Linked DNA regions of Mus musculus: region 1 is linked to region 2. The links are chromatin loops, found by intact Hi-C in ENCODE. Cell type or tissue: gastrocnemius. All regions are shown on one strand. Links, peaks and the distances in the headings refer to the core of each region. The heading gives the core; the rest is flanking DNA.

The links. Hi-C counts contacts between places; a loop is a spot of excess contacts. Peaks named below come from ENCODE experiments on the same cell type or tissue, not always from the same donor. Only the 100,000 strongest peaks of a DNase experiment are listed, where the experiment ranks them.
Region 1: a loop joins it to region 2, with 6 times the contacts of the local background. A loop is called at or near these places in 3 of 42 quality-filtered maps.

What each region holds. Positions count from the first base shown.
Region 1 is chr2:25,502,346-25,517,344 of GRCm38, reverse strand. It overlaps Fbxw5 (F-box and WD-40 domain protein 5), which reads right to left. Exons shown (of 9, transcript NM_013908.5): 3 at 14,787-14,944; 4 at 14,300-14,474; 5 at 14,072-14,220; 6 at 13,479-13,908; 7 at 13,018-13,165; 8 at 12,716-12,928; 9 at 11,875-12,635. The coding sequence ends at 12,380. Among named protein-coding and RNA genes, the nearest start is that of Fbxw5, 9.1 kb to the right of the region's middle. In gastrocnemius, for the core only: CTCF peaks have their summits at 7,225 (motif pointing left) and 10,208; a DNase peak (open chromatin) is centred at 10,961.
Region 2 is chr2:25,572,248-25,587,246 of GRCm38, reverse strand. Ajm1 (apical junction component 1) reads left to right here and starts at 7,148. Exons shown (of 1, transcript NM_001005424.2): 1 at 7,148-11,831. The coding sequence starts at 7,350. The coding sequence ends at 10,274. Rabl6 (RAB, member RAS oncogene family-like 6) reads left to right here. Exons shown (of 15, transcript NM_001024616.2): 10 at 229-379; 11 at 1,414-1,623; 12 at 1,711-1,939; 13 at 2,303-2,471; 14 at 3,086-3,144; 15 at 3,259-4,230. The coding sequence ends at 3,456. It overlaps Phpt1 (phosphohistidine phosphatase 1), which reads left to right and starts at 12,376. Exons shown (of 3, transcript NM_029293.2): 1 at 12,376-12,564; 2 at 12,935-13,059; 3 at 13,548-13,816. The coding sequence starts at 12,408. The coding sequence ends at 13,640. In gastrocnemius, for the core only: CTCF peaks have their summits at 6,934 (motif pointing right) and 9,205; DNase peaks (open chromatin) are centred at 8,608, 9,095, 9,518, 9,965 and 13 more places; H3K4me3 peaks cover 3,700 bases.

The sequences.
Region 1 (14,999 bases), core at 3,983-11,982, 72 kb after region 2:
AGGAGCTGAAACTGTGGAGTGGGAAGAATAGAAAGGTATCGACAGGGCCGAGCATGCTGGCACACACCCTTAGTCCCGGTACGAATAGGCAGAGGCAGGTGGAAATCTGTTCCAAGCCAATCAGTGCTACACGGTGAGATCCTTTCTCAAGAGCCCAGACCAAAAAGACCAGAATCCATAGGGCAGTGTGAGGAACGGAGTTGTGACAGACAGAATCTGAACCTATCTGAGGCCAAGGAGGACTAACAGGGCTGAGTGAGGGTGGTCAGCTCTCTGCCTACTGACTCCCTGTGGCTGGGGAGGAACTTCTGAGCAATGCCTTGGAAGTCAGTTTGCTGTCAAATGAGACAGATGTCGAATTGTCCTCTTCTACAGGGAAGGGGGGGATTCTGCCAAACCGGCTCTCTGGAGACAGCTCATAAGCAGGTGTGTGCATCGCTGTGCATCACCTCCCAGCGAGGGGACTGCCTACACATGCACCTCACAGGCCCCCAGATTTTAAAGTCACCAGCATTGCCCTCTAACCACACCACTGCCTCTTGTCAGCACATTTGGGATAATAGTAATAGAATCACAATGCCTTTTGACATGCTGGTTTCTTGTTTTGTTTTGTTTTGTTTCGAGACAAGGTTTCTCTGTGTAGCCCTGGCTGTCCTGGAACTCACTCTGTAGACCAGGCTGACCTGGAACTCAGAAATCCACCTGCCTCTGCCTTCCAAGAGCTGGGATTAAAGGCATGCGCCACCACCACCTGGTGAGGCAGGTTTTCTTTGTGTATCCCTGGCTGTCTTGAAACTCTGTCTAGACCAGCCTGGTCTTGAACTCGGAGAGATCTACCTGCCTCTGCCTGCTGAGTGCTAAAGGTGTGAGCCACCACTGCCCAACCTGTGATAGTATTTTTTCTGTGTGTGGTGTGCTTGTGTACACATTTGTGAGTACCTGTGAAATTCTGAAGTTTATTAGAGTCTGCCATCACTCTCTCCCCTCTGCCTCCCAAGTGCTAGGATTAAAGGCTTGCGCCACCACGCCCAGCTTCAGTGTTGGCTACATTAAAAACCCTGCCATAAACAAAGATGCAAACAGACCTCAGAAAAATGAAAAAAAAGTGCAGGGCTGGAGAGATGGCTCAGTGGTTAAGAGCACTGACTGCTCTTCCAAAGGTCCTGAGTTCAATTCCCAGCAACCACATGGTGGCTCACAACCACCTGTAATGCCTCATATACATAAAATGAATGAATAAATCTTTTTTAAAAAGTAAGTAAATAAATAAATAAATAAATAAATAAGAAAACAAGTTGTTGTTGTTGTTTTTAAAAAGTGCCAAGCTCTTACATGGCCACACCATTGCATAATCTGCCAAGGAATTGTTTTTGACTTTTCTTCTGTGACAGGATCATTCCATGTAGCCCTTGCTGTCCTATAACTCACAGTGTAGACCAGGTTAGCCTTGAACTCACAGAGATCCACCTGCCTATGCCTCCTGAGCACCAACACACCCAGATGTATGTGTTAGTGCATGCATGTATTCATGTATGTATATGTACTATGTGCATATCTGCCTGGTGTGTATGTATATGTACTATGTGCATATCTGCCTGGTGTGTATGTATATGTACTATGTGCATATCTGCCTGGTGTGTATGTGTATGTACTATGTGCATATCTGCCTGGTGTGTATGTGTATGTACTATGTGCATATCTGCCTGGTGTGTATGTACTATGTGCATATCTGCCTGGTGTGTATGTGTATGTACTATGTGCATATCTGCCTGGTGTGTATGTGTATGTACTATGTGCATATCTGCCTGGTGTGTATGTGTATGTACTATGTGCATATCTGCCTGGTGTGTATGTGTGTGTACTATGTGCATATCTGCCTGGTGTGTATGTATATGTACTATGTGCATATCTGCCTGGTGTGTATGTATATGTACTATGTGCATACCTGGTGCCCAAGGAAGCCAGAAGAGGATCTCAGATCCCTGGAACTGTAGTTACAAGTGATTGTGAACCACCCAGTGGTTGCTGGGAACTGAACCTGTGTCCTCTGAAAGAACACATGCTGTTAGCTTCTTTTTCTTCAGCCTCTAAAGGTTTTATTCTTTTGTGTACGTGGGTCTGTGTGCCGGTGCCTGGACAGGACAGAAGAGGGTGTGGGGTTCCTGGAAGATGGAGCTGTTAAGTGGGCACTTTACAGCCCCTGCCCTAATTTTCTTTCTTTGTTTGCTTCCCCCCTGTCTCCCTTTGGCTCAGTCTCAGTGTGGCCATGACTGACCTGAAACTGTAGATGGGAGCAGGATAACTTCAGACTTGTGAGATTCTCCTGAGTGCTGAGACTGCAGGCATGGGCTGGCCTCCTTCCTGATTCTTCTTCTTCTTCTTCTTCTTCTTCTTCTTCTTCTTCTTCTTCTTCTTCTTCTTCTTCTTCTTCTTCTTCTTCTTTAAACATCATTAATAAAATCAGATTTTCTTCTTGGTGAAGAGATGAAAAGTTTAAGCCATGAGCAGTGCAGTGTAAACATGATGTAGATGAGCCCTCCTGCCCGGCCAGCACTGGGAGGACCTCAGTCTGTCCTCCTGTCTTAGGGTTACCTTTGCTGTGATGAACTGCCATGACCAAAGCAGCCTGCTCTGCGTCTTTTTAGTGTACATTTCCAAATCACTGGTCATCATCAAAGCCAGGGCAGTGTCTTAGTCAGGGTTTTTATTCCTGCACAAACATCATGACCAAGAAACAAGTTGGGGAGGAAAGGGTTTATTCGGCTTACACTTCCATGCTGCTGTTCATTACCAAGGAAGTCAGGACTGGAACTCAAGCAGGTCAGAAAGCAGGAGCTGATGCAGAGGCCATGGAGGGATGTTCTTTACTGGCTTGCTTCCCCTGGCTTGCTCAGCCTGATCTCTTATAGAACCCAAGGCTACCAGCCCAGAGATGGCACCACCCACAATGGGCCCTTCCCGCCTTGATCACTAATTGAGAAAATGCCTTGCAGCTGGATCTCATGGAGGCATTTCCTCAACTGAAGCTCCTTTCTCTATGATAACTCCAGCTTGTATCAAGTTGACACATAAAACCAGCCAGTACAGGCAGGAACCTGGAGGCAGGAGTTGATGCAGAGGCTATGAGGGGTGTTGCTTACTGGTGACTTTAGTTTGTGCCACGTAGACATCAAACTGTTGAGCACACTCAGGTTTTCCTCTTAAAGAACACTCTGTATCAGAGAATGATGGCACACACCTTTAATCCTAGCCCTTGGGAGGCAGAGACACAGCTGGATTCTGTGAGTTCAAGTCTAGGTTGCTTTGCATAGCAAGTTCAGGCCAGGCAGGGCTATATAATGAGATTTCAAAGAAAAAAAAATCTGTTGAATGTGTTTCTTTCCCAGGCTAGTCCCGCTGTGTGAGTGTGTCACTTTGCTCACCTGGGGGAGCTTACTTGGGTGGTTTTCAGGTTTTCTGCAGGGTGACATCGGTGTTTTGGGATTGTCATGAGGCAAGCAGCATTTCTCAAACGTTTACCCTAAGAGGGGAGCTGCTAGGTCATGTGTTAAGTTCATATGACTTGGTTTGCTTTTGAGACACCTCTCAAATGCCAGAATTGTAGGCACAGCACCAGATCTATGCAGTGCTGCGATTCTGTTTGTCTACCTATCTATCATCCATTTTAGGGACAGGCTCTCACCTTGTAGCCTTGGCTGTCCTGAAACTCGCTCTGGACCAGGCTAGCTTCAAACAGAGTTCTGCCTGCTCCTGCCCGCTGAATGCTGGGATGCTGTGGTGAGCACTTCCCTGAGGTGCGTCTCCAGGTTGTAAATACATTCTTGTTGTTGTTGTTGTTGTTGCAGGGTCTTACTGTCCAGAGCCTTAGACTCCCTAGTACTGGGTTAGAGTACCATGCCCCATAGAGAATACATTTCATCTCATTCCTTTGCTTATTGAGATAGGCTTCCTGTGTTGCCCAGTCTGATCTCAGACTCAGTGGCTCCTCTCCCTCAGCCTCCAGAATAGCTGGGGCTACAGGTTATGCCACCACCCCCGGTTTGGCGAATTTATTTTAAATGTGGCTGTGTCCCCAGTGAAGTACCCTGCAAGCTGCACTCTTGTTGCCCCACAGCCCCAGTAGCCCTTGGGCCTCAGTGTGTTTTCAGTATAGCCCCTAACCAGCATGTCCTGTCTTGCCATGCTTTAAATTACCATGTGTTTTACCTATGTTTAAGTTGCATATTCTCTTAGGTTGAGCTTAAGACTTTTGTTCTGGATACAAGTCTGGTTGAATACATAACTTAGTTGGATTTTTTTTTAGCTTTATCTTTTCATCTTATGTCTGTTCTGTAGGGAAAGCTTTTAGATTTGATGGGATGTTTAGCAGTGCTCTGTGTGGGTTATGTTTTCAGTGTCTTGTCTCAAATTTGTGTGTCGTGCAAGCATGCATGACACGTACTTCTGGGGAGAGACATGTTTAGGTTTCCTCAGGCACCAATCACTTTTTTTTTTTTTTTTTTTTGAGACCAAGTCTTTCACTGGCCTGGAATGCTGAGTAGGCTAGGTTGGCCAATAAACAGTAGGAGTCACCTGTCTCTGTGTCCCTGGTGGTGGAATCATGCGCACACACAACCACTTCCAGCCTGTTTTGTTTTGTTTCATTTTGTTTTTCAAGACAGGGTGTCTCTATGTAGCCTCTCTGGAACTCACTCTATAGACCTGACTGGCCTTGAATTTAGAGATCTGACTGCCCCTTCCTCCGGAGTGTGCACTACCACAGCCACCCAGGGCTCTCCCAGCTTGGTGTGTGTGTGTGTGTGTGTGTGTGTGTGTGTGTGTGTGTGTGTATGTGTGTGTGTACACTTCTGGAGATTGAGTGATTGGGGTCAGGTCCTTACGCTTGCCTTGTAAATGCTTTACCAACGGAAATATCTCCCTAAGCCTTTCAAAACTCTCTGTTAACATCAGATCATGACAGTTTTCTGTTGTGATCTCTTGTCATGACAGTGTTTCTCATGTGACAGTTGGGTATATTGTTTCCCATTTGTTTGCACAAGGTGTAGGGTTTGGATTAATTCTGAGAGCCAAAAGTAATTAAATGGAAAAGTTTTCAAAAATAAGCAATTCATACATCTTAGGTTGTACAATCCATAAGTTGTAAATTCTTAGTGTTGTGATGAAATCTCATCCCATCCTGGTGTCGGCTTCCCACCCGTGGCACCTGAGATGTGACCCATTCCCTTTAGCATCTCCACTCTGTCTCCTGCATGCTTGGGCACTTGCCCATCTCAGGGACCAGAGGACATGTGCATGGAGGCCTTCTATCTCTGTGACCTTGTTTTACCTAGTGACTGCCTGAGCACAGCGCTGCTGCCATTCAGGCCTGCTGAGAGACACTGGGGCTGCAGTGTCTTACTTGTCTATTGTGTGTTTTTAAGTACTCATTAGTGGGAGGGGTTTGCTTTTGTATTTTTTTAAAGAATTATTTATTTTATGTATGTAAGTATACTGTAGCTGTCTTCAGATGCACCAGAAGAGGGCATCAGACCCCATTACAGATGGTTGTGAGCCATCATGTGGTTGCTAGGAATTGAACTCGGGACCTCTGGAAGAGCAGTCAGTGCTCTTAACCATTGAGCCAACTCTCCAGCCTGGTTTTGGTTTTTTAAAATGTGTTTGTAGGTACAAGTGGTATATGTGCATGTAGAATCCAGAAGTTGACATCATGTGTCTTCTCTCTATATCTTTACTTTTTTGGGAGTAGGGAAGACAGCTGCCTGCAACTTATTTTCTGTTTTGTGCAGGTGACAGTTTTGGGATCAGGGAAGCTCTGTGGGATGGGAGGAAAGGGGCAGGGAGTCAGATGCAGCCTAGCCCCACAGAGCCCTGAGGTCAGGATGAGTGAGGCCTGATGTTGGCCTGTGGGGATTGGCTGGCTGGCTAGCTTGGCACAGTTTGAGGAGCCAGGCCACCAGTGAGCATACTGCAGAATGGTGGGGCGGGGTGCAGTGGGGTGGTACCCATGAATGGGGGAGTGGAGTGGGTGACTAGTGGCCAGGATCAGCCTTGGGAAGCCTAAGTGCTGGGGCACTGTGTCCCTGAGTATGGCACTTTCTACAGGTGCTATTGCTGAACCAGGGGCCCAGGCCCTTGGCACCTGTGGTGGTCCCGAGTGGCCACAAGTGAGCCACTGGAAACAAAGGCTGCTGGGACCTAGGCTAAGAAGCTCACTGCTGGGAGGCAGCAGGAGGCCATTTCTTGACACACACATAGATACCTGTGATGGTTTGTATATTCTTGGACCAGGGAGTGGCACCATTTGGAGGTGTGGCCTTGTTGGAATAGGTGTGACCTGGTTGGAGTAGGTGTGTCACTGTGGGTGTGGGCTTAAGACTCTCACCCCAGTTGCCTGGAAGTCAGTCTTCCACTAGCAGCCTTTGGATGAAGACATAGAACTCTCAGCTCTTCCTGAGCCATGCCTGCCTGGATACTGCCATGCTCCCACCTTGATGATAATGGACTGAACCTCTGAACCTGTAAGCCAGCCCCAAGTAAATGTTGTTTTTTATAAGACTTGCCTTGGTCATGGTGTCTGTTCACAGCAGTAAAACCCTAGCTAAGACAATACCTTTAGTTGGTTGGTTTATTTTTTGAGACAGGATCTCACTATGTAACCTTGACTGGCCTGGAACTTGCTTTGTAAACCAGGCTGGCCTTTGAACTCATAGAGGTCTGCCTTCACCTGCCTCCTAAATGCTGGTGTTAAAGGAGTGCATCACAACGACTGACACAGATACCCTGTTTTGAGACAGGGATTCTTTTTGTGTCCCTGACCGACCTGGAGCTCACAGAGTAAGCAGAGCACATTGGCCTCAAGCTCTGAAATCTGTCTGCTTCTGCCTTTTGAGTGTTGGGATTCCAGGTGTGCACCACCAAGTCAAGTGATTTGGTGATTTTTTGTTTCCGTTTTTGGTTTTGTTTGTAAACAGTGTCTCACTGTGTAACCCTGGCTGGCCACAGATGCCTTTCAGATTTGCTTTTAACATGTGTATGTGCATGGACATGGCTTTAGAACTGGATAATGGTTGGAACTGGGAGGATTAGAAAAACTGACCAGAAAGGCCTGGATTTTCATCAATGGGTGACCAGGGAGACTCTAGTGAGGGTACCAGAAGGTAGCCCTAGAAACATCTGAAATATGTTATGGCTGACTCTGGCAGCGGCTGAGCCATAGTGACCCCAGCTGGCTGTCATAGTATGTTGCAGTCAGTAAAGGGCACTAGACATTACAGGGGCAAATCCTCCTGACCATCCGGACAGTACCTAGTGAAATCTTGGAAATCTTTGGGCTGTCAAAACTGTAGGTAGGGCTGCCAGGTGCAACCCCTGCCTAGGGGACCTGCAGTCAACAGACTTGTGTGAGCTCCTGAGGCTGTCACCCCAAACTGCGCAGAGCTACCACTGCCAGGCAGGACTAAAATTTTTTTTTTCAAGACAAGGTTTCTCTGTGTACCCTTGCTGTCCTGGAACTCACTCTGTAGACCAGGCTGGCCTCGAACTCAGAAATCCACCTGCCTCTGCCTCCTGAGTGCTGGGATTAAAGGCGTGGGCCACCACTGCCCAGCAGGACTAAAGATTTTTGACTCACACAGATTCATATGTAGAAACATGTCTCCAAAGAGACAGTATTTGGAGGTGATTGGATTATGAAAATAGAGCCTTTGCGGGCCTGGAGAAGTGTATCCAGCCCTCCACCATGTGAATTTGGTCAGAAGAGGGCCTTTGATTACCTAGGAAACAGCCCTTATTAGGCCCCAAGTCTGTTCACCTGGTCTTGGACTTTCGGCCTCTGGAATTGTAGGAAGTAAACTTGTGCTGTTTGTGAGCCTCTCAGGCTGTGGTGTCTTGTCAAAACAATAGAGTGGTCTAAGACATAGGGCTGCTCAGCCTTAAATAAAATGCTTGGAAGTGCTGAGATTTGCTTGGTGACTTAAGCTGTTGTCTAGGTTGGTAGATTTTTCCATGGGAACTGTAGAAGGGTATGTCCTGGAGTAGGTAGGAAGTTCTGCCTGTGCACACCTGTCCCATACAGGTAGTTGATCTTCAGAGGTTGAATTGTACGCCCTCCACTACCCCCTGAGAACCAGGCCTCAGAATGGGAACTAGGGCCCTTAGAATGCTGAGCAACTTTTAAAAAGTCATCAGTCACTCCGAATCCACTATGGCCAATGTCTTTGTGAAAGCGGAGCTTTTGACATAGACACATATAGCAAAAGTGATAGGTTATAGGGACAGACACCTGGGTGAGGAGAGAACAGGGGAACTGCCACAAACCAAGATGGGTGAGTCACCAGAAGCCAAGGAAAGCAAGGACAACACTCCAGGCCCTGCTGACCCCCCCCCCCCTTCCCCAGAACCAAGGACTCTACTGTTAACATTTTGTCTAAGCTCTGCCCCACAATTACCTGGCAATAGCCAGGTATGTCAACTCACTCACTATAAAAGGGGCTGCTTGCCCCCTCCTCTCTCTCTTGTTCTCTTACCTTCTTGCTCCCTGTGCCTTCTCACCACCTCCCCTCCACATGCTTATGGCCAGCCTCAACTCCTCTCTCTCTCTCTCTCTCTCTCTCTCTCTCTCTCTCTCTCTCCCTCCCTCCCTCCCTCCCTCCTTTCCTCCCTCCATCTCCTACCTCTCAACTTCCCTCCCCATGCCCTGAATAAACTCTTATTCTATACTATACCGTCATGTGGCTGGTCCCTCAGGGGGAAGGAATGCCTCAGCATGGGCCCTCGGAGGTACCCCCTTCCCCCATAACTGACTACACATCCACCAAACATATTCCTTCTATCTTTTTATAAACACACCACCTATTATTTGTGCCTCCTGGAGTGTCCTCTGCTGCAGTAGCAGCAGCAGCAGCAGCAGCTCTGTCTTGGATGCTGGCTGTCGCTGGGCTGCCTCCCTGCCCTGGGCTGCTTTAGTTTTTGCTCCATCTGAGGCTCTTGCTAAAAGTCTCCTCTCCACAGAGCACTGTTCCATGTGCTGCCTCTCCATGTGCCGACTTTGATGGCCTAAGGTGGTTAAAAGTTCTGACCTGGGTTCTGGGGTGACACTTGTCCCTCGCTTGTCCCTCCTCTAACCCAGCTGTGCTGGCAGGCTTTATTTAGGGAGACCCCAGGCTTGCTGCCAGACCTCACATCAGAGTTTTTATTCAGTATGTGTTTTGAGTTGTGTGTGGTGGTTCACATCTACCATCCTACCTTTCAGGAGGCCCTCAAGTTTCAGGCTAGCCTGAGCTACACAGTGATACCCTGTTATAGAAAAACTTGAGGGGCTGGAGAGATGGCTCAGAAGTTAAGAGCACTGACTGCTCTTCCAGAGGTCCTAAGTTCAATTCCCAGCAACCACATGGTGGCTCACAACCATCTATAATGGGATCCTATGCTCTCTACTGGTAATCATATGCATAAAATAAATAAATCTTAAAAAATGAGAAAGTTGAAAGGTTATTTTTTATATGACACTTGATATGCTTAGTTTTTGTGTGCACTGTTCTCTGGTTTTCCTACCTATAATGGAATGGCTAATTGAACATTTTAGTGTACTTTAGTTTATTACAATTTTAACTATCTCTCTTTTGCTCTGTAGGGACAGTGAGAAGGCTCATTAGGTGAGGGGCTTGCTAAGCTTATGATCTAAGGGTCCTCAGAACCCACAAGGTGAAAGAGAACCAACTCCTGCAAGTTGCCTTCTGGCCCCCGAAGTACTGCATCAGTGCTCCCCCCCCCAAAAAAAAAAGTGAAAAAAATTAAATACACACCAAGTTTTCAGTGGTCTCCGTGGAGTTGTTATTTGAGCTTTAAGTCCAGTGTAGAAGTCCCACAGTTCAATTACACCTGTACTTAAACTCCACCAACAGACTTGAGGGTTTGTTGTTGTTTTCACTTTTCTGAGGTTCCCCTTCACGCTCCTCATTTGGCCATTTAGCCAGGTATTTGGAATTCTAACCACCTGGCTGCCCTGCCTTGCCCTTCCTGACTGAACCACAGTAGGGTTCATATGGCAAGAAGATGGGGGGGGCGGTGGGGGAGAGTAATACACAACCCACCTTCCTGGGACTGTAGCTGCAAGACAGTGCAGAGGTCTGCATCCACCACCAGGGTGCCAAGACATTGCGGATATGGGGCCTCCTGCCCTGCAAGTCCCCAGGCACTCAGCCATTGCATCCATCACTTAGAGCGCCATCTGTAGAGCTGTGCCACCTCTCCTGAGTCCTCACTGAGCTGCTTTTCACAGGGATGTGTGTAATGTGCCAAGTTAAACACTCAATCGCTCACCCCAGCCGCTACAGGTGGGGTATGGACATCTCTCCTCCTTTAAAGTCTCCTCCTTTAAAGTTATTATATTTTCATTTTGTTCATATGGGGACACATACCTCGTGGCTGGCCAATAGAGGTTCTCTCCTTCCAACATGTGGGTCCTGAGGCTTGGTGGCAGGCTCCCCTACTGAGCCATCTTGCCTGCGCTGTGTAAAGCCCAACACTTAAAAGGCTGAACTTGTAGTTTGTTACTGTTAGTTTTCACGGTTCAATTTCAAATTTCTGCATGCCGCTGGTTTCTATTTGGTTTTGTGTAATGTGTTGCTTCAGTTCTACAGATACCACTGTTCTCTTTTTACTTTAGGTTTAGACAAATCCAAAGTCCTTTCTGGGACTTTGCTGTAACTCCTCAGAAGTATATTTGCACTCAAACTTGGGCTGCTCTCTTAGGGCAAGAACAGGTTCTTATGGGCTCGGAATTCAGTTTCATGCTCACCTTGTGAAGAATGCTTAGCACTGTTGCCTTTGGGCCTAGGTGGGGGTAACCATGCTAGACACATGTACCACCCCGAGCCCTGGCACAGCCTCCACACCACTGGTCCTCCTCACATCCTCTCAAGGCCTGGTGCTTTCCAGCCAAGGCTCCTCCCATCCTGCTGGCACCGCTATTCATGCTGATGGATGCTTATTGCATCTTGCTCTCCAACATCAGCAATGGGTCACAGACCAGGCCTGGTTTCTCTGGTCCCATATGTCCCTGGGGTTCTGCCCTAGTCCCCTTGATGCAGCCAGATGCGGAAGGATGGGAAGTAATCCCTGCTCACTTGCTAGCTTGGACCTGGAAGGGCACTTGCCTTGTTCATTCACTTGCCCTGGGTACATTTTCTGTTCTTGGTAGGAGAGCAGCTTTTAAATGAGACGCTACTGTACCAGGCTGCTTGCCCAGTCACACTGTGGTCACTCTGGAGGCTGGCCCTGTCAAAGTCCCAAATCTTCCCTACTGCCAGGACCATGCATGGAGCCGCTAAGTGTAGGTGCATGACGTAAGCTCCTAGGATGGCCTAGAGCTACCCTCCTGCACCCTGGGACCTCACACATTTTCAGAGCTTATGGTGGCACCAAGAATTGAACTCAAGGCATGACAGGCAAACACTATTAACACAAACCACAATTCCCAAACCTCTTACTTTCTCAAGCCAGGGTCTAACCAAGTAGCCTAGATCAACCTTGGATTTGTTTTGTATCCAAGCAGGCTTTTAACTCCCCATCATCCTGCCTCAGCCCCCCGAGGAGCAAGTATTACAGATCTGTATCACTATACTCTGCCCAGGGAACTCTCCTGAGGGAGGATGGAGCCAACCCTCTTTTGGGTGCTTGTCCAGGCTGGGCTGGTCAATCTTCCTGCACCCATTAGCACTCACAGCCATGCACAGGCATCCCTGAAGTCAAAGGACTACGCACCCGAACCAGCTCACTCTTCAGTCTCTTGGAGGACCAGAGGCAGACATCACCATGACGACATTGGCCAGCAAGGCCTGGGGCCCCTCGCTACAAACAGACTAGATGGCATGTGCTGTTGCCAACTGTTTATTCAGGCCCAAACAGTTCAGGAGTGCAGCATGCAGCACCCACAGTCCACTGCAGGCCACTCAGTAGCAAAAACTGAATTATCAGAGACCAGTGCCTGTGGCCTGCTGCCCAGGGTACACTCAAGACATCCAAGGGTGTGGGTTTGGCTGAATATGAAAGGTACCCAGGCAGAAGCCAGCTTGGACCTGTGTGAGCTGCCAACCCAAGGGAAGAGGGTAGGTGAAGAACAGGGTTCCCAATGACCTGTGTACCCCAAGCTAGCCAAGAGGCTAGCATGGGATCTGGTGCTGCCAACAAGGGCTACCCTAGTGCTAAGCCTTATGGCTAAGTGAGCAGGTTTTGTGTGTGTGTGTGTGTGTGTGTGTGTTGGGGTCAGGCTGCCCCTCCTAAGGCATTGCTGCTATGAGCTACTCTGCCCCAGTGCAATAAAGAACCACGGGGTACCATTTTCCCCAGTAGGTTCCAATGGCTCAAATCACTGAAGCCTTCAGCGCCTATGGCTGGCAAACCAGGAGAAGAAGGGGCGGGGGCGAGGGCGGGGGCGAGGGCGTGGAGCCTGCAGAACACGAACAATGCGTGGTGAACGCCAGGCTTTGATAGTGGCATCGTCGCTGGCTGTCAGCAAGAGTTCCTGCTCCTGGGGGCTAAAAGCCACGGAGTTGACCACATCCTCATGCCGCAGCTTGGCTAGGCAGATGTTGTAGTGGCGGTCCCAGATATAGCCATGCCGATCTTCAGCCCCACTGTGGGATAGCATCTGGATGAGCCCACACCCACCTGCTGAAGCCCATACCCAAGCCCTGGAGCCCACCTGAGCCCACACCTGGCCACAAAATCCCTGCTGACATCCAAGAAGATGAAGAAGCACTCGTCATTGGGTGTGTAGGCACGGTGCGCTCGAAGAGCTCGCTTCACCTCTCGCATGGTCTTGAGATCAAACACCAGCAAGTCAATCTCCTCCGCAATGGGTGGTGGCTGCATGGGGTCGGCTACCACTGAGCCAGGGGGCCAGGCACGGCTATTCACATACAGGTACCTGAGCAAGGGATAGCATACATCTTAGGTACAAGCATGCTATTAGATACAGGGCCAGCTGTGGTGCCCCACCTGGCTCACCAGGCCCACCTGTTATCAGGAGACAGGCCCATGCCAATGATGTGCCCATGCACATCAATGACATGGTCCAGGGCATCAAAGAAGGCATCAGAGCCCCGGCCCTCGCCCAGCACGGGCCCTGCAGTTGTCATCTGGTGTGGCAGGATCTGCTTGATGCCTGCATGGAGACCAGGGTGAGGGGTCATCCAGAGCCTGCAAGGACATTACCACCAGGGCACTCCCAATCCAAGAACAGCCCTAAGAGTCCACAAACACTGTCTACACTCAGACTTAAGCACAATTGTGCACCCGCTCACTTGCTGACCAATCCCCTGCCTGGGTTTTCACCACTCTTACACAGGATCAAGTGTGCCAAGGCAGAACAGTATCTCAATGCATGAGCCAAGCTTTGCCTATGGACTTGCTGGTCTGGGGAGCAACACAGTGGTTGGTGACCGTCCCAGGCCCAGCCCTGCCCTGCCCACCATTACCGATCTGATGCGGTGAGTACGTGAGGCAGCCAGTGGTGAAGATGAGGTACTTATTCCTGGTGTCAGCGTCATTGCACTCTGGAGGCTTGGTGTGGCCCTGGGCCAGCAGCTCAGCCACCTTGGTCTCCAGTGCACAATCCGATAGCTGTCCGTGTCCATCCAAGACGCTATCAAACACACGCCGTAAACCTTTCTTGACGTGGTCAGAACCAGAAGTGTGCAAACCTGGGTCAGTGGCCTCTTCTTCAGTGTCCCCACCTAGGTCAAAGACTCGGCAGGGGAGCCCAGCCTGGTCGCTAGCATCCAGCAGGAGGTCCGGGCTATCAAAGCGGCTACAGTCAGCCACCATCACTGTGCGGATGGTGCTGGCATTGAGGTTCTGGATCTTAAAGAGCCGCTTTACCACGTTGACATTCTCTGACTCCACATCCTGTGGATAACAGTTGGGTGCTGGTCAGAGGGCCATGTCTGGGGAGCAGCCTACCCTGGGCTCTGCATCTGCCCTTCCATGCCCAGCCCTGCCCATGCCTTCTTCTCTATTTCCCTGCCCTACCCCACTTGTCTGCCCAGCCTGTCCCTGTCCCGGTCTGAACCTGGAAGGCATTGTTGAGCCACAGCACTGAGCAGGAGGTGATATCTCCAATGCGGTGCAGGTTCCCCGAAATGAGGCTGGTTTCTGTGAGCCAGCAGCCAAACACATCATAGGGCTTGTTTCGCACACGGGACAGCAGGGCGAAGGAGTCTGGGGGGAAGGCCACAGCTGGGCAGACTGCTGGCAGGGCACAATGGGACAGGTAGCCCAACCCAATGCCCACACTTACCTAAGCTGATGACAGCTATCTCGCCTGAGGAGGAGTTATGTGGCCCCAGGAACACCCCTGAGGCCAGCAGCAGTGAGTCATCCTGGTTGAACTGGGAAAACTGGGTGTAACTCCAGTTGTATGGCCTCATATCTGCACTGTGCAGCAGTGAGATGGTCAGGTCGTTGTTCCAGATCTGTTCCAGAAAGGCTGCAGGGTAATTACCAGGCCAGTTCACTCTGGCAGCACAGCAAATCCTGACTCTTCTCCATTGAGGGTTCTGGGTCCTCATGGGGCAAGAACCTTGGCCTAGGTCTTTACCACCCACTCTTATGACATCGTACCAATGTAGAGGGCTGACCCTGGGAGCTAGAGATTAGAGCTGTTCTAAGCTTTGGGTCTTGTGTGGTCCAGAGCAGGCCTCCAGGCACTATGTGGCCCTCTCTGCTTCTCTCACCATTGGCTTCTCTTCCCACTGAGTTCTGCTGCATGGGAGAGGCACCCTCACCTTCACCGTGCAGTCCTTGGAGCAGGAGGCAAACTGGTACCCCGAGTGGGAGAAGCTGAGGTGCAGGACCTGGTCAGTGTGCTCCTTCAGTGTCTGCACCTCCACACAGGGTACCATGTCATAGAGCCGCCGGAACTCCTCATACCAGGATGTGGCCGCTGTGGGCAATATAGTGTCACTCCTGCATGCAAGGCTCCCTCACTAGTCAAGATT
Region 2 (14,999 bases), core at 2,294-10,293:
AATTTGGGGCCACCTTCTGGCATCTTGAGCTTCATATTCCTCACTGGAATGTCCCTATGCCCCTGAAAAGTCACATGGGCCAGCCAGTCCTTAGCCTGGTTCTAAAATAGCCTGGACCTTGAGCCTGGGTGCATGCCTTGTTAAGTCCCAATCCCACAGGCACAGTTTTAGGGCTTGCCTAGCATGGGGGCAAGGACCACATAAGGAAGAAACAGCATTTCTCTGTAGAGCCAGCTCCAGCTCTCGAAGCTCCAGCAAGAGTCCAGAATGTTGAGGATTTTGTCCCTGAAGATGGCCTTGACCGAAGCTTCCTGGAAGACACAAGTGTGCCTAAAGACAAGAAAGTTGGAGCCAAAGGTCCCCAGCAGGATAGTGACAGGTAAGGGTCAGATTGATAGAGCTGAGCACAGGGTCCACCTCAAGGACCAAGCAACAGAGCTTCCCCATCCCATTCATACCTGGGTCTCCAAAACCCCATTGTGGGCACAGCCTCCGGTGCTTACTAGGTTGGCAGTTAGCTTTGAGGACAAATGGAGGAACAGAGGGAAGGGCTTAGGTCATGTCAAAGCCCACTCAGTACAATCATTGCCATCCACCCTGGGGAATACAGACAAAGGACTTACCCGGGACTGAGGCAGAGTTTATGGCCACAGCAAACTAGAGAACATTAAGCTAAATCTTCCTAGGATAGCAGGAGCCTTGACAGATGGCCTATCAGGGATACGGGCACTCTTTTTTTTTTTTTTTTTTGGTTTTTCGAGACAGGGTTTCTCTGTGCAGCCCTGGCTGTCCTGGACCTCACTCTGTAGACCAGGCTGGCCTCGAACTCAGAGATCCACCTGCCTCTGCCTCCCGAGTGCTGGGATCAAAGGCGTGTGCCACCACGCCCTGCTAGGGATATGGGCACTCTTGAAGGCCCAATCTATGTGTAAGGTATAGTGAAGGCCACCTGGGTCTCCATATAGACCCAGAGAAGCAAGCCCTAGCCAGGTCTAATTTCCTGCAGCTAGCCCTTCTCAGTCCCTTCTCTGAATTCTAACGACACTTGAACATCTGTCTACAGTTAAGCCTGAGATTATTCCCTCTCACAGATCAAATGTTGAGTGACTGTTATCATCTCCAGCATCACCATGTTGTATGGGACCAAGGGCTTCCCTTCCAGAAACAAATAAATTAGGGGCTTCTCTCTGGACTCCTCCCACTGATTCTGTCACTGACCAGCAGCAACTAGGCAGTGCTTCCCTCACTATTTAGTCCCCCTCTTGACAGCAGAATACCCCTGTAACAGCCCAGAAGGTCTTGCCACTGGGATATGGTACTACAGACAGGGCAGCTCTACAGGCAGTGGGGTGGGTAATCAGCAACACACAGCCCCCTCAGAACCTCTGACTGCCTACCCCCCCCTCTTTGCAGTGACGATGGGGAGGCCCTAGGAGGGAACCCAATGGTGGCAGGTTTCCAGGATGATGTGGACATAGAAGACCAGACACATGGCAAATCCCTGCTGCCCTCGGATCCCATGCCCAGTAAGAACATCAGTCTCTCAAGTGAGGAGGAAGCCGAAGGACTGGCAGGCCACCCTAGAGTGGCCCCTCAGCAATGCTCAGAGCCTGAGACTAAATGGTATGGGCTGGGATTCCCAGAGTATGTCCAGCTGAGGTGGCAACCCAGGGTGGCCTCTGAGTTCCTGACATTTCTTCTTATGTGAAGGTCCTCCACCAAGGTCTCACATCCACAAAAGAAGAGAGCTCCCACGAGAGGCACGCCACCGTGGTCAGATGGTCTCACCACTGATGACTCTGAAAGACCCCAGGAAGGGAAGGACAAACAGGTGTCATCAGAGAGTGATCCTGAGGGGCCCATTGCTGCCCAGATGCTGTCCTTCGTCATGGATGACCCAGACTTTGAAAGTGATGAATCAGATACACAGAGGAGAATGGTAAGGACAGGTGCTGACTGGGCAGCTCAGGCACCATCCTTCCAGAGCTAGAGGACAATCAAGAAGGTCTGTTTCCCAGAGCCTGACGAGAGGCAGGAGAATGTTCCTGGCTCCAGTGCCCCAGAGGCACAATCCTTTCTTATTTACTGTGTGGCTGAAGCCTGCTGGAGAAAGTGAATGAGAGTCCATGGGAGAGGGCCCATTGTCCACATGAAGGCCCTGCTGATCTTTCTGAATCTGGGTCAGGTTACCCCTCCCATCCAGCCCTAGCCCCTGGAGTCGTAAGTGAACTTGCCAACCTTGTTTCCCAGATCCCTCGGAGTGGTCAGGGCACAATCGGCCTACCAGCTGCTCTCTTTCCAGGGCAGGTTTCCAGTAAGAGAAGACCTCTCTGATGTAACTGATGAGGACACTGGCCCTGCTCAGCCACCTCCACCTTCCAAGCTCCCAGGTGCTTTCAGACTGAAGAATGACTCCGATCTCTTTGGGCTGGGCCTAGAGGAGATGGGACCTAAGGAAAGCAGTGACGAAGGTAGGAGGGCCTGGAACCTGCTGGATCCTAGAGGTCCTTGTCTGTGATACTCCTGTGTTTACATTTACATTGCCTATGGTTTCTCTTTTCACCACAGTAATTAGCTGTGAGATTGGTGAAACTGTCACACCAGCTGGCAAATGTGCACCCAAGTGTGGTCCAGAATAGTCATCTAAACACTGTCACTGTCACTCTATCCATGGTTCCCTATGGGTCCTCACCTCTACCAAATGTTCTACATTCCATGCTTTCAGGTGTCCCAAGCCTTTGGGACAGAATTCTTTTGGGAGGGGGAAAAAAAACCACACAGGCTAATAAAAGGTTACTGCAGGGAGAATACCTGGGAATCTCGGGCCGGCCCAGGCTGCCTGGAGAAGTCCTTGGACTTGGGCCATGTCAGCCCAGCAAACAGCTTAGGACTGTACTGTCAGGTTCTCAGCCCCATAGGGAGGGGAAGAAATTACTTGAAGGCTTGTTCAAGACTCACCACCACAAAAATACATAAATTGCCTGTGGGACCACGCCCTGTTGGGAATGGGGTCTCTGCAGCAGTGCCTCTGCCTAACTCTACAAAGTGGTAGCAGGTAGGAGCTCAGCTGTCCTTTTCTGTGCAGATAGAGACAGCAAACTTCCCTCTAAGGAGAAGAAGAAAAAGAAGAAGAAAAGCAAAGAGGTACCTACTCTGTCACTAACCTCCCAACTAGCCAAGCCATCCAGGCTCCTAGAATGTGGGATTTAGCCTTGTGGGTTGCCCATTGACTCTAGTTCTGCTCTTCATGACCTTCAGGAGGAAGAAAAGACTACAAAAAAGAAAAGCAAACACAAGAAGAGCAAGGACAAGGAGGAGGGCAAGGAGGATCGGAAGAAGAAGAGGAAGCCCCCTCGGAGCAAAGAGCAGAAGGCTGCAGATGAGCTGGAAGCCTTCCTGGGGGGTGGGGCCCCTGGCAGCCGCCACCCTGGAGGTGGGGACTATGAGGAGCTCTAAACATGCCTAGGGCAATTGATTGTCTGGGAAGAGGTGGGCTGCCAGTGGCTGGGAGGCTGCTGTCTATGCACCCACATTCCCAGGACCACCCTGCCACCTATGTCCCCCAGCCATTATGTCTGCCCCCATGTGGTCTGGCCCACTCTACATTGTTTTTTGTGCAGAAGACCTTGGTGGTGTTCAGGCCCTTGGGTCAGGCGCTGCAGGTGCTGGGCCTCAACCCAGCAGAAGCCTGCTCTGCAGGGAGGGAGGGGACAGAATAAAGTTGCAGCTGGCTTGGTGGATCACCTGGCCTCCCAGAAAGAGCTGCAACCAGTCCCCGGTGTTTCTCAGGGATGTGCCTGGGGCCGAGAAGGGACCCACCAGGGTCTGTTTACAGAGGCAGGGCGTGGGGCTGCTTGGCTTCTCTAATGCCCACCACCCAGCCCCACTCCTGCTTGCCTTCCGGGGCTCTCCCAGAGCCACAGCATGGCTTGGGTTGTGGACCTTCTTCCCCATGGATCCAGAGTGGCACAGGGTCCTGCCCTGAGCACAGATGTGTCATGTGTCACTCAGGAGGGCATGGCAGCATCTGCTACTGCAAAGTGGCCCAGGCCCCGCACTGGGTAAGCCTGGCAAGAGAACACAATGTACCACTTCTCCTGTGGGAGAGGCACTAACGGGCTGCCACTGTGTGCCAGCTGCGCCTCTGCCCGCTGAGCGCCTGCGCAGGTGAGCCCAGAGGGCACCTTCTTAGACACTCCAGACCCATACCATAAAGCTCTCTGATTTTACTGTGGTGTGTGACTCTTTTTCTGGTCCCCTAAACAGCTTGAGATGAGGCCAAACAATGGACTAGGTGCTGTTAAGCCAAAATTCGGCCCAAAGGGTGGTCTGAGGACTTAGTACCTAGCCATACCATGTAATCCAGAGGACCAAGGTGGCCATGGTTCAGGGCTTACCACCACAGGCTGATACAAGGTTACTGCAGGGAGAATACCTGAGAGTCTCAGGCCCTGGGGCCCTGGTAAGGTAGTTGTGTCCTGCTCTGCACTGCCTCCCTGCCTGCTGGGAGTCTGGGGGCGCCTGCAATTGAGAATTTCGCCCCCGCTGGCAGCTCTCCACCCTCGCCCACTGTGGACACGTTGCCATGAGAACCCTCCAGAGGCAGGCATTTATCACTGCTAGTGACGTTGGGGGTGGAGCATAGTGCTGCGCCTACTGTGGGCCAAGGCTGAGAGTACTTCCCTAGAACTTGTGGGGGTGCTATGAGGGGGGCTTCCCTTTTCTGCTAGGGAGCTGTGTACACAGGACAATTGATAACTGAGCAGGCACTATGGGACAAACATTACCTGGCCCTTTAGCTCCCAGACTTTGTACTCCTGATGTAGAGAAAGGGTCTACACGTAAATTACCCCCACTACTGCCCAATAAGCCGTAGCACCGGGATCTTGCCAGGTCTGGTGCCTAAATAGGCAGGTCTGGCATCTATAGCCCATCATCTACCAAGCTAGGATGCTGGAAGGCCCAGTGCCTCTGGCAAGAGGCACGCAGGGCCAGAATGAGGTTGTGGCTTAAGAAGTGAACCTCCTGAAGACTTCCCCCAAAGGAAGCAGGCGGTGGCCACCCAGGCTATATTGGACACTGGAAGTTGCAGCTACACTCCAGGCTGAGCAAGCCATCTGGCTCCCGGGCACCTGCCGAGATTTTGGCGTCTTCAGAGCCAAAGAGGACAGTTCCTGAGGAGAGGCCAATGGGCATCTGCTCCCACCCAGGTCCAACCACAGACGTGTATTCTGGAAACTTCCCCAAACCCAGTTTCTCTAAAGACAAGCCAAGGTTTCTGGCTCCTTACAGGACCCTGCCTGGAATCCTTCTGGCAGGCTTCTCTTGGTGCAAGGGACTCCCTGTTCAGACCGAAAGATTTGTGCTTTGGGGATGCTATACATTACCCTTCACTCTACACCGCCTAAAATGAGAGCTAGGTCGTCTGTGGTCCCAGTATACACCTACCTTATAACGCGGCCCCTTTAAGTGCTATTCTATTGGTAGCCACTAGGGGCAGTACTGAGCCGCCAGGCCAGGATCACAGCTGCTGCCTCCAAGCTTCTGCTGGTACCGGGTGTATGTATATATATATATATATTTATAGCGGGGCCAGGTACACACTGGGACCGACCTGGGCTATGCAGACTACTCGGGCTCGGCTCGTGGAGTAATCACCAGGTAAGAGGCCAAGCCAAACTGCCCAGCATGTGGAGCTGTTGGCACGGGAGGGGGCTGCACGGAAGGATGAGGAGTCCCCGCCCCCAAGCAACGCAGACTAGGTTCTTGCTGATGGCTGCTCCAGGACGGGCCAAAGCAGGACTGCTATTTGGGAAGGGCCTTCAAAATACCTAGGATACAAGAGCAAGCCCCAACCCCATCCCAAAGGGAGCGTGTGTCACAGTGCACTGCTCCTGACAGCTGCAGCCAGCAAAGCCGACTGTCACCTTCCTGGGGCGGAGCCTCAGACCCTGTCATCTCACCCAAACTCTGACCTGGCACTGAGTTTAGAATGAAAGGGGTCTTAATAGGGTCGGCATGAACCTGGGTTTGGAACAAGCCTTGGTACTTAGTAGCTCTGACTCCAAAGAGCACCCCTCTAACAGCCCCTTGTACACCTGGACTAGAGACCCGAAAGGCCCATCCACTTACAAGTCCTGCCAGGCCCCAACACACTCTCAACTTCCTCTGGAGCAGATGTCCTGGGAGTAGGTGCATTATGGGGGGAGGGTGTGTGTGTGTGTGTGTGTGTGTGTGTGTGTGATCGCCTTCTTAAACCCTCTTTCTCTAGCCAGCTCCAGGCCCTGGAGACCACAGACACTGGTGGCCCACATCTGAACATTAGCCTAGATCGTTTTCAGCCCATAGCTCCAGGGATGAACAACCACACGTTTCCATGGAGCTTTCCAAAGCCAGAGTGGGAAGGACTCTGTCCTGGGGAGGGGCTTTCCCGCCCTCTCCTCTGCCTCCTCCTAGCTAGCAGCCTCCTGGCTTGGTACACTAGTGGTAGTTTTCAGCTTAGAGGAAGGACACCATGAACTCGTGGCTCACATGGCCCCACGTGGTTCTGTAGCCTAAACCTGGCTTTAGCACACACTGGGGGTGGGGGAAGGGTCCATGTGCAATTCTGCAAAGCAGGAGAGTCTTGCTGTAGCCTTCTCTGTTCCAGCAAGCTTGGTGGGTTTCATTCAAGCAACTGGGGTCCAAGATTTATGCAAAAGGAAGAGGGATTTGAGACCCAAGAAAACTCTGGGATCATTCCTCTGCCTAGGACCTCATCGAGTTGAGGGGACTTACGCTTAGTTAAAAAGGACTTGAGTGCTAGGAGAAGAGTTCTCTGCCCAGCCTAGTCGGCAGGCAGGAACCATTCATTGACTCACCTGGGACTCTGCATTATCAGAGGGTCTACCTGTAAGGAAATCTAAAAGTGCATCGTTCCAACTGTAGGCACCAGAGGGCAGTAGTGCTGAGATCACGTCCCGCTTTGATCTACCTAAGCCTGCCCAACCGACCCTAGTAGGGGGAGAGAATGCCTGGCAGGTTTAACTCAGGAGTTCCCTCTACAAAGAAGGTCCACAGTAGCCTAAATTCTCCTGGCCCATCTACCCCACAGGTCGCATGGACTGTGAGCTTTCTCCTGCAGGTACATCTAACATAGGCATGGAGGCAGCACCAGAAGCCTTGACCATGACCTGCAGCCAAGGCTGCACCATCCCCTATGCCCCAGGTAAGCCGGACCAGCACGTGGGGTGGGGTGGGGTAAAGGGCTTGGGGTGCAGAGGAGGCTGCCCTGACCGGTATCTCCTCCCAGGGCAAAATCCCCGAAAGGCCGTGTGACTGGAGCTGCCAGCCTGGGGACGTCTTTTAAGATGACCCGCACGGACCCGCCGGACTTGCTGGTGTCGACCGTGTACCAGGACATCAAGGTGGTGGACCCAGGGCTCACGTCCAAACGCCAGCCATGTGAGCGATCCGTGGCCCGGCCTGCTGCGCCCACGCCTTTCAACAAGCGCCACTGCCGTAGTTTTGACTTCTTAGAGGCACTGGACGAGCCCACCATGGAGACACACCCAGAGCCGCCACCTCCTGAACCTGCGCCACCGCGCGCCCGACCCAGAGACAGCGAGCCTCGGCGCCGCACCCGTTCCAAGAGCGCGCCCCGTGCGTCCCAAGGCCTGGCGACTGCTCCAGCTTCGCCGCCCGTACTGCAACGCAGAGGTCGGGAAGCCCAGCGTGCAGTGCGGGTGGAGGGGTCGCCGCGCCGGGAGCCCTCGTATCCTGCGCTGAGAGCTCTCGCTAATGAGCTGCACCCCATCAAGCTCCAGCCACAGCGGGGAGGCCCCGGACGCATCGCGCCTCTATGCGCCACCCCAGGCCGCTGCGCACCACCGGAACCACCCTCTGGACCTGTCCCCCATGTCCGCTGCCGTTTGGACATCAAGCCGGACGAGGCAGTGCTGCAGCACGCCGCCCGAAGCTCGCGATCTTGCGCACCTAGAGAGACGACGTCCTGGGCTCGCACAGCTCCACAGTTCCATGGCCTCACAGTTCCCGGCCCTCGCCACGTGGCCCTGTCACGCACTCCTACCCCCAGTGACTTGTACTGTACTGACCCCAGAACTCTGTACTGTGACGGGCCACTGCCTGGGCCCCGGGACTACTTGGAGCACCGCAGTCAACCCTTCACAACGCCTCCAGGTCCCACCCAATTCTTCTACACCGAGGAGCCAGAGGGCTACGCAGGCAGCTTTACCACAAGCCCCGGCCTTCCCTTTGATGGCTACTGTTCCAGGCCCTACTTGTCCGAAGAACCCCCTAGACCCAGTCCAAGGCGTGGGGGCAGCTACTATGCTGGCGAAGTACGCACCTTCCCGATCCAGGAGCCCCCCTCCCGCTCCTACTACGGGGAGACAACTCGAGCCTACGGTATGCCTTTCGTTCCCCGGTATGTCCCAGAAGAGCCCCGGGCGCACCCTGGAGCCCGCACTTTCTACACCGAGGACTTTGGGAGGTACCGAGAACGCGATGTACTGGCTCGGACTTACCCGCACCCGCGCAGCAGCCCACCCTGGGCTGACTGGGGTCCGAGGCCTTACCGCACCCTTCAGGTAATGCCGCCTCCCGCCCCTGGACCACTGTTGGCCTCGTGGCACGGCGGCACCGGCACAAGCCCACCCCGGCTGGCCACCGATAGCCGCCACTACTCTCGATCCTGGGACAACATCCTAGCTCCTGGTCCTCGTCGTGAAGATCCTCTAGGACGCGGCCGCAGCTATGAGAACCTCCTGGGACGCGAGGTTCGGGATACGAGGGGTTCATCCCCTGAAGGTCGGCGTCCACCAGTCGTAGTGAATTTGTCCACCTCACCCAGACGCTATGCAGCACTGTCGCTGTCCGAGACGTCGCTGACAGAGAAGGGCCGCGCGGGAGAGAGCCTGGGCCGCAACTGGTACGTCACGCCAGAGATTACCATCACAGACAACGACCTGCGCTCAGTGGATCGCCCGACTGCCAAGGGCTGGGAATTGCCTGGAGGCCGACCACGGCAGCCCGTATCCACGGTCCCTGAGGGTCCTGCTTCAAGCCGCCAGCGCAGCCTCGAGCAGCTGGACGAGCTCATCACTGACCTGGTCATCGACTCACGGTCGCCAGCCCAGGCCCCGGAGCCTGCCGCCGAAGGTTTAGGCCGCCAACTACGCCGCCTGCTGGACTCACGGGCTGCAGGCCCTGGAGGGGCCACCCTGCTGGCGCCATCGCGCTCGCCCCCGGCCTCGGCTGGCAGCACTGAAGAGCCCACCGGCTCGGGGGAGGCAGCGGACGCCTCCCCCGAGCCCAGCGCAGACGAGGATGACTTGATGACCTGCTCCAACGCGCGCTGCCGGCGGACAGAGACCATGTTCAACGCCTGCCTCTACTTCAAGTCGTGCCACAGCTGCTATACCTACTACTGCTCGCGTCTGTGCCGCCGAGAGGACTGGGACGCGCACAAGGCGCGTTGCGTGTACGGCCGCGTGGGCAGCGTGTGCCGCCACGTGCTGCAGTTCTGCCGCGACAGCAGCCCAGTGCATCGCGCCTTCTCTCGCATAGCGCGCGTCGGATTCCTGTCGCGAGGCCGTGGCGTGCTGTTCTTGGGCTTCCCGAGCCCAGGCTCTGCCGACAACTTCCTACGCTTTGGCCTCGAAGGGTTGCTGTTATCGCCCACCTACCTGTCGCTGCGTGAGCTGGCTACACATGCGGCGCCCCTGGGTAGCTATGCACGAGAGCTGGCGGCAGCAGGAAGGCTCTATGAGCCGGCAGAGTGCTTCCTGCTTAGCGTGTCCGTGGCTGTGGGCCCCAGCGCTGCACCCCCCGGAGCCGCTGCCCGGCCCGCGCCGCGCACTCCTGGGCCCACGGTGCGCAAGTTCGCCAAGGTGGCTCTGGCCGCTGGCAGCCCGACGCGTCCTCCTCCTGCGCGTGGCGGAGAGCCAGATATGGAAACCTTGATCCTGACGCCACCCCCAGGTACTGCGGGCCTGGACGAAGAAGGTGAGGCCGGCCGGCGCGCACGTGAAGTAGCCTTCATCCATATCCAACGTGAGCTTCGAATGCGCGGCGTCTTCCTCCGCCACGAATTCCCACGGGTCTATGAGCAGCTCTGTGAGTTTGTGGAAGCTAACCGGCGCTTCACGCCCACAACCATCTATCCCACGGATCGGCGCACTGGCCGCCCCTTCATGTGCATGATCATGGCTGCATCGGAGCCGCGTGCACTAGATTGGGTAGCCAGCGCCAACCTGCTGGACGACATCATGTGAACCATGGAACTATTAGGCCCAGGCCCCGACCCCGAGCCCTGCCTACTCTACTCAGGCCCTGCCTGATCCATCACGAAGGCCCCCAGAGTCTGGACCAGTTGGTTCAGCGCCTTCCAAATCCCCTGGGCCTCCTTTAGTCTTATACAAATTCTCTGCCCTGAGCTCCACCCACTCCACACCTCTAATTTTGCCTGGGAGCCCCCACCCCCACCCCTGTCCCGTTTCCAACCAGCTGCTTCTTTTCTTCTCTGTTCGTAACCGGGCCATCCAAATTCCACATCCTGGGCTCTCCCCAAGCCAGTCAAGGAGAGGGGGCTCCCCAAGGGCCCGGTCCTCGCCCTCGGTGCTCCCCACTGGGAGGTGGGGTGGGACTGAGGACCTCTGGGCTCTGCCTGCTACACTCATCCCATGGGGACAAACTCAGTTGGTGTATGTTGTGGGTGCTTGCTATAGCTCTCCAACCCTTCTAGTCCAGAAATCCATGTTAACCAAAGCCCGATGTCCTTACTTCGAGCACTTCCCCTAACCCTCCTGTCTGGGGTGTATCAGGCTCAGAGGGCTACTCCCTGTGCACCCCTATGAGGTTGAGGCAATGGGCGTAGCCAGCACTGTACACGTACCAGTGCCGCCTGTCCTTCAATACTCTCACCTTAGTCTGGGCACTTGTAGACAAGTTGGAATACTGGGGAATTTTCAGGTTAAGGCCAAGGTACAATCCACCCTGCCAGATGGAAGCCTGAGCAGGGGAAGCAGTGTGGGCGGCGACCCAACCAGAGTTAAGATCTGGGTAAGGATTTGAGCTCCCAACACCTACCCAACAAGATGGCCTTAAAAATCTGCCTTCCAGAGAAGATGGAGAGGTGGGAAGCGTGTGCTGACGAATTAGCAGACAACCCTACTGAGAGCAGCTCCTACCACGGAATGACTTGGGAATGAGTAAGGAACAGGGCTGTCCCTAATTAGGAACTGGACTAGGAAAGGTGCTTAGTAGTGAGCCACCAAGTGTGGGTACGGTTAAGGAGTCGGTGCCGAGGCCTGCCCCGAATCCAATCCTGTGTGCAAAAGTGCCCTGGCTGCACTCCAAGCTGAGAGAGAAGCCAAAGCCTGACGTGTTGTGGAGAGGTCTAGGCTTCCCTAAGCCCCTTGCCTGACCCCGTACCTGGATCTGAGCCCAGGACTTTGTGGAGGGTGTGACCCAGAGAGGGCTTGCGACCAGATTCTCCAAGAATCTTGGGAGAAGAAGAAGCCCCAAGCCCTTAGGAGCTCTGAAAGTTCAATTGCAAGAACCTGGGACACACACCTATGCACGAGGGTGTGCACACGCGCCAGCTACCCTCGACTGGATGTCCCCGGGACACTCCAGCTCTCTCTCCTTGGCCCCTGTCTTAGCACATGCCCGGATGCCGCTCTTGCAACACTTGCTGCCCCGCCGCCTGCCGCCCTCCCCAGGGGCTCCACAGTCCCTCCTGCGGCAGACTGGCAAGAACGCCTCTGACGAGAAGGGCAAGTGCTTTCGAACCAAGTAAAATAGAACTTGAATGTAGCTGCTGCTAATAACTCGGTAGTGGTGGTGGTGGTGGTCGTCGTCGTGGCCGGGGGGGGGGGGGGGGGGGGGAGCATTGCGTCAAAGCTTCCGGGAGTAGGAGCTTAACAACCCGCAACCGGAGTATTGTGGAAGGGGAGGCCCGAGGGTGTGAAGTGGAGTATGCAGGGGAGTACTTGAATTTGGAGAGACCGGAGAGAGATCCTCCGGTTTACAGGTGTTGGGGAAGAGAGGACTTCGGATTTATGGTTTACGGATTGAAGCCTTAGGACCCAGGAGTGGAACCGGAGTGCGTCCTTGCATCCTTTTGCTGCCCTGCAGCGGGTTGATTTACAGCACCACGGGTTAACCTATGCCTCGGCTCCTTTAACTGGGACTCATGAGCCCGATCCCAAAGCTGCAAAGAACTGGGTTGCAATTGGCCAGTCCGTGCCTCAGATTGGAGGTACAACTGGCTGAGGCTCTGGGCTAGGTAAGCATTCCCTCACGGGATTGGCCGTGGCTGCCAAAGGGCCCGCCTCCCTACGCATAGGCCTGGGTCGGGTTTGGTAAGGGGCTGTGGGGCCCAGAGATCGAGCGCTTCGGGGAACATGGCGGCGGACCTCGGTCAGATTCCTGATGTAGACATTGATTCGGATGGCGTCTTCAAGTATGTGCTGATTCGAGTCCACTTAGCAGAGCCTTCTGGGGATCCGGCGAAGGAGTGCAAGGAAATCGTGCGTGGCTACAAATGGGCTGAGTACCACGGTGAGGGCGGGGCCTCTGTGCCCTTGGAGGCGGGACGAAGGTTAGGGGCGGGGCCTTACAGTTGCTGGTAGCGGAGTAGTGACTGCTAATATATCATGACTTGTACTAACACATAGCTAGGCTGACCTAGAAACGTCGGGATTTGGGCAGAAAGGAGTGCCATGACTGGGATCTTCTTAATCCCGTCTCTCACTTCGAAAGTGTCTTCTTCCTCCCGTTCATCTTTTTGCCAGCGGGGGAAGGGCTCATCTTCTCTGGGAAAAAGACCACCAAGAGCTGGAGCTTCTGACCCCATATCCAGCCCTAGAGTTCAGTGTGGGGCCAACAAGGGCGGCTAGGGCATATCCTGAGGCCACTCTCCCCACCCCAGCGGACATCTATGACAAAGTGTCAGGCGAGCTGCAAAGGAATGGCTATGACTGTGAGTGCCTAGGCGGCGGGCGCATCTCCCATCAGAGCCAGGACAGGAAGATACACGTGTATGGCTACTCTATGGTGAGCTCCAGTCCCCAGGTCTCAGCCAGACTGCAAAGCTCACCTTTGTGAGCCTGACCCCACCCCCACCCCACCCCACCCCACCCCTCACACCACCATTCAGGCCACCTTTGGGACTCTGAAAGTTGGAGCTACAGAACCCTTACTTAAGGGCTGAATGGGTTTTCCTTTCCCCACGTTTTCCAAATGACACCTTGGGCTACATCCCCGACTTGCTCCAGATCCTGATGGGTCTGTGTCCTGACTCTCTAGGGGCCCTTGGAGCCACCAGTACTGGGGTCAAATTCACAGTTCTATGTTGATCCTTTTTCATAAAGTCCACCTTAGACCCTCAGGCATCACCTGAAGAGCTCTTCAGTCCTCATCATGATCCCAGTATGATTAGGATGGTAGGATCTGCTAACTTTCCCCAGGGCTGCTATTGCTGCGGCTTCTGGGTGGGCTCCCAAAGCAAAAAACTAGCAAACTGGCGGTCATCCTTTCTCTAGGGTTACGGTCGTGCCCAGCACTCTGTTTCAACTGAGAAGATCAAAGCCAAGTATCCTGACTATGAGGTCACCTGGGCTGACGATGGCTACTGAAGCTCTGCCCCACCCCCCACCCCCCGGACTAAGTCAGGTCTCTGCTCTTGCTGTGTTCTGTTTTGAGGGGCTGGCCCTGTGCTTTCCTTTTGTACCTTAGGCAGCATAGCACCTGCCAGGCCTTAGAGGCCAGACCAATCTGGTCCATAGGAATTAAAAGCATTGATATGCCTACTAGTCCCTGACTTGTGTCTTGCCTTCTTTACCTTTGGATTGCACCGGACAGACCTGCTCAGCTTCAGGGGCCCTGGGAACTACTGGTGCACACTCAGCCCCCTAGGTGCAGATAAGGGGGCCCCTGCATTGCAGCCATTTATGGCTTGATTGTTCCTCCATGAAGCTGCTATCCCCAAGGACATCTGGGAGGGGGCCCCACAGGCCTTGCACAAGAAGTCAGTTCCTGGCCACCTAAGGCCTGGGGTGCCCACAAGTGCCCCCTTCCTGTAGTTCATCCAGGAGTCCCACCAGGAAAGGGTCCTGGCAGCCATTGTCCCGCCAGCTGGCAGGCTACATTTTTCATCTGTTCTCAGGCCAAGCCTGATATCCCTGAGTGATCGCAGGAACAGTCATGCTTGTGTCTCCTTCACTTGGGACTTTAACTTAGATGGATCTTAGTCCCAGGACCATTTACACTCTAATTCTCTGCACTAACCCCACTTCACCATACAGGACAGTGGGTAGGCACCAGCTTAACCCCTGCTCTAAAAAGTCTCACACACCTTGTGCCATTATAGTGAGTCCTAGGGAGAGCCAGGGCTGGGGCCTCCCTCACCAGACTTGAGCCAGCCTTCGTCAGCTCTGTAGACGGCACACAGACACTACTGAGAGAGATACCCTGTATAGGCTAGGAGGCAGCTGAGATACCCTGTATAGGCTAGGGGGCAGCTGAGATACCCTGTATAGGCTAGGGGGCAGCTGAGATACCCTGTATAGGCTAGGGGGCTGACCTAAGGCGAGACAAGCCCCAAGGTCTCAGTCAGTCAGTCATAGGCAGATTCTAGTTCCATGTGACAAGATCTTCATAACTCTGACATTCCTCTTGCCTCAGCTGTGGGCCTTTTCATGGGAGAATGAGTTTGTGGGCTCATCAAGACTTTTTCCAATCACCAACCACACAGCACATGATATCTCAGAACAGTTTTTGTTTTGCTTCATTTTTTTAAAAGATTCCTCCTTTTTTTTTTTTTTTTTTTTTTGGAGACAGGGTTTCTCTGAAGATTTGTTTATTTAATGCATATGAGTACACTGTAGCTGTCTACAGACATCAGATCCCATTACAGACAGCTGTGAGTCACCATGTGGTTGCTGAGATTTGAACTCAGGACCTCTGGAAGAGCAGTCAGTGCTGTTAACTGCTGA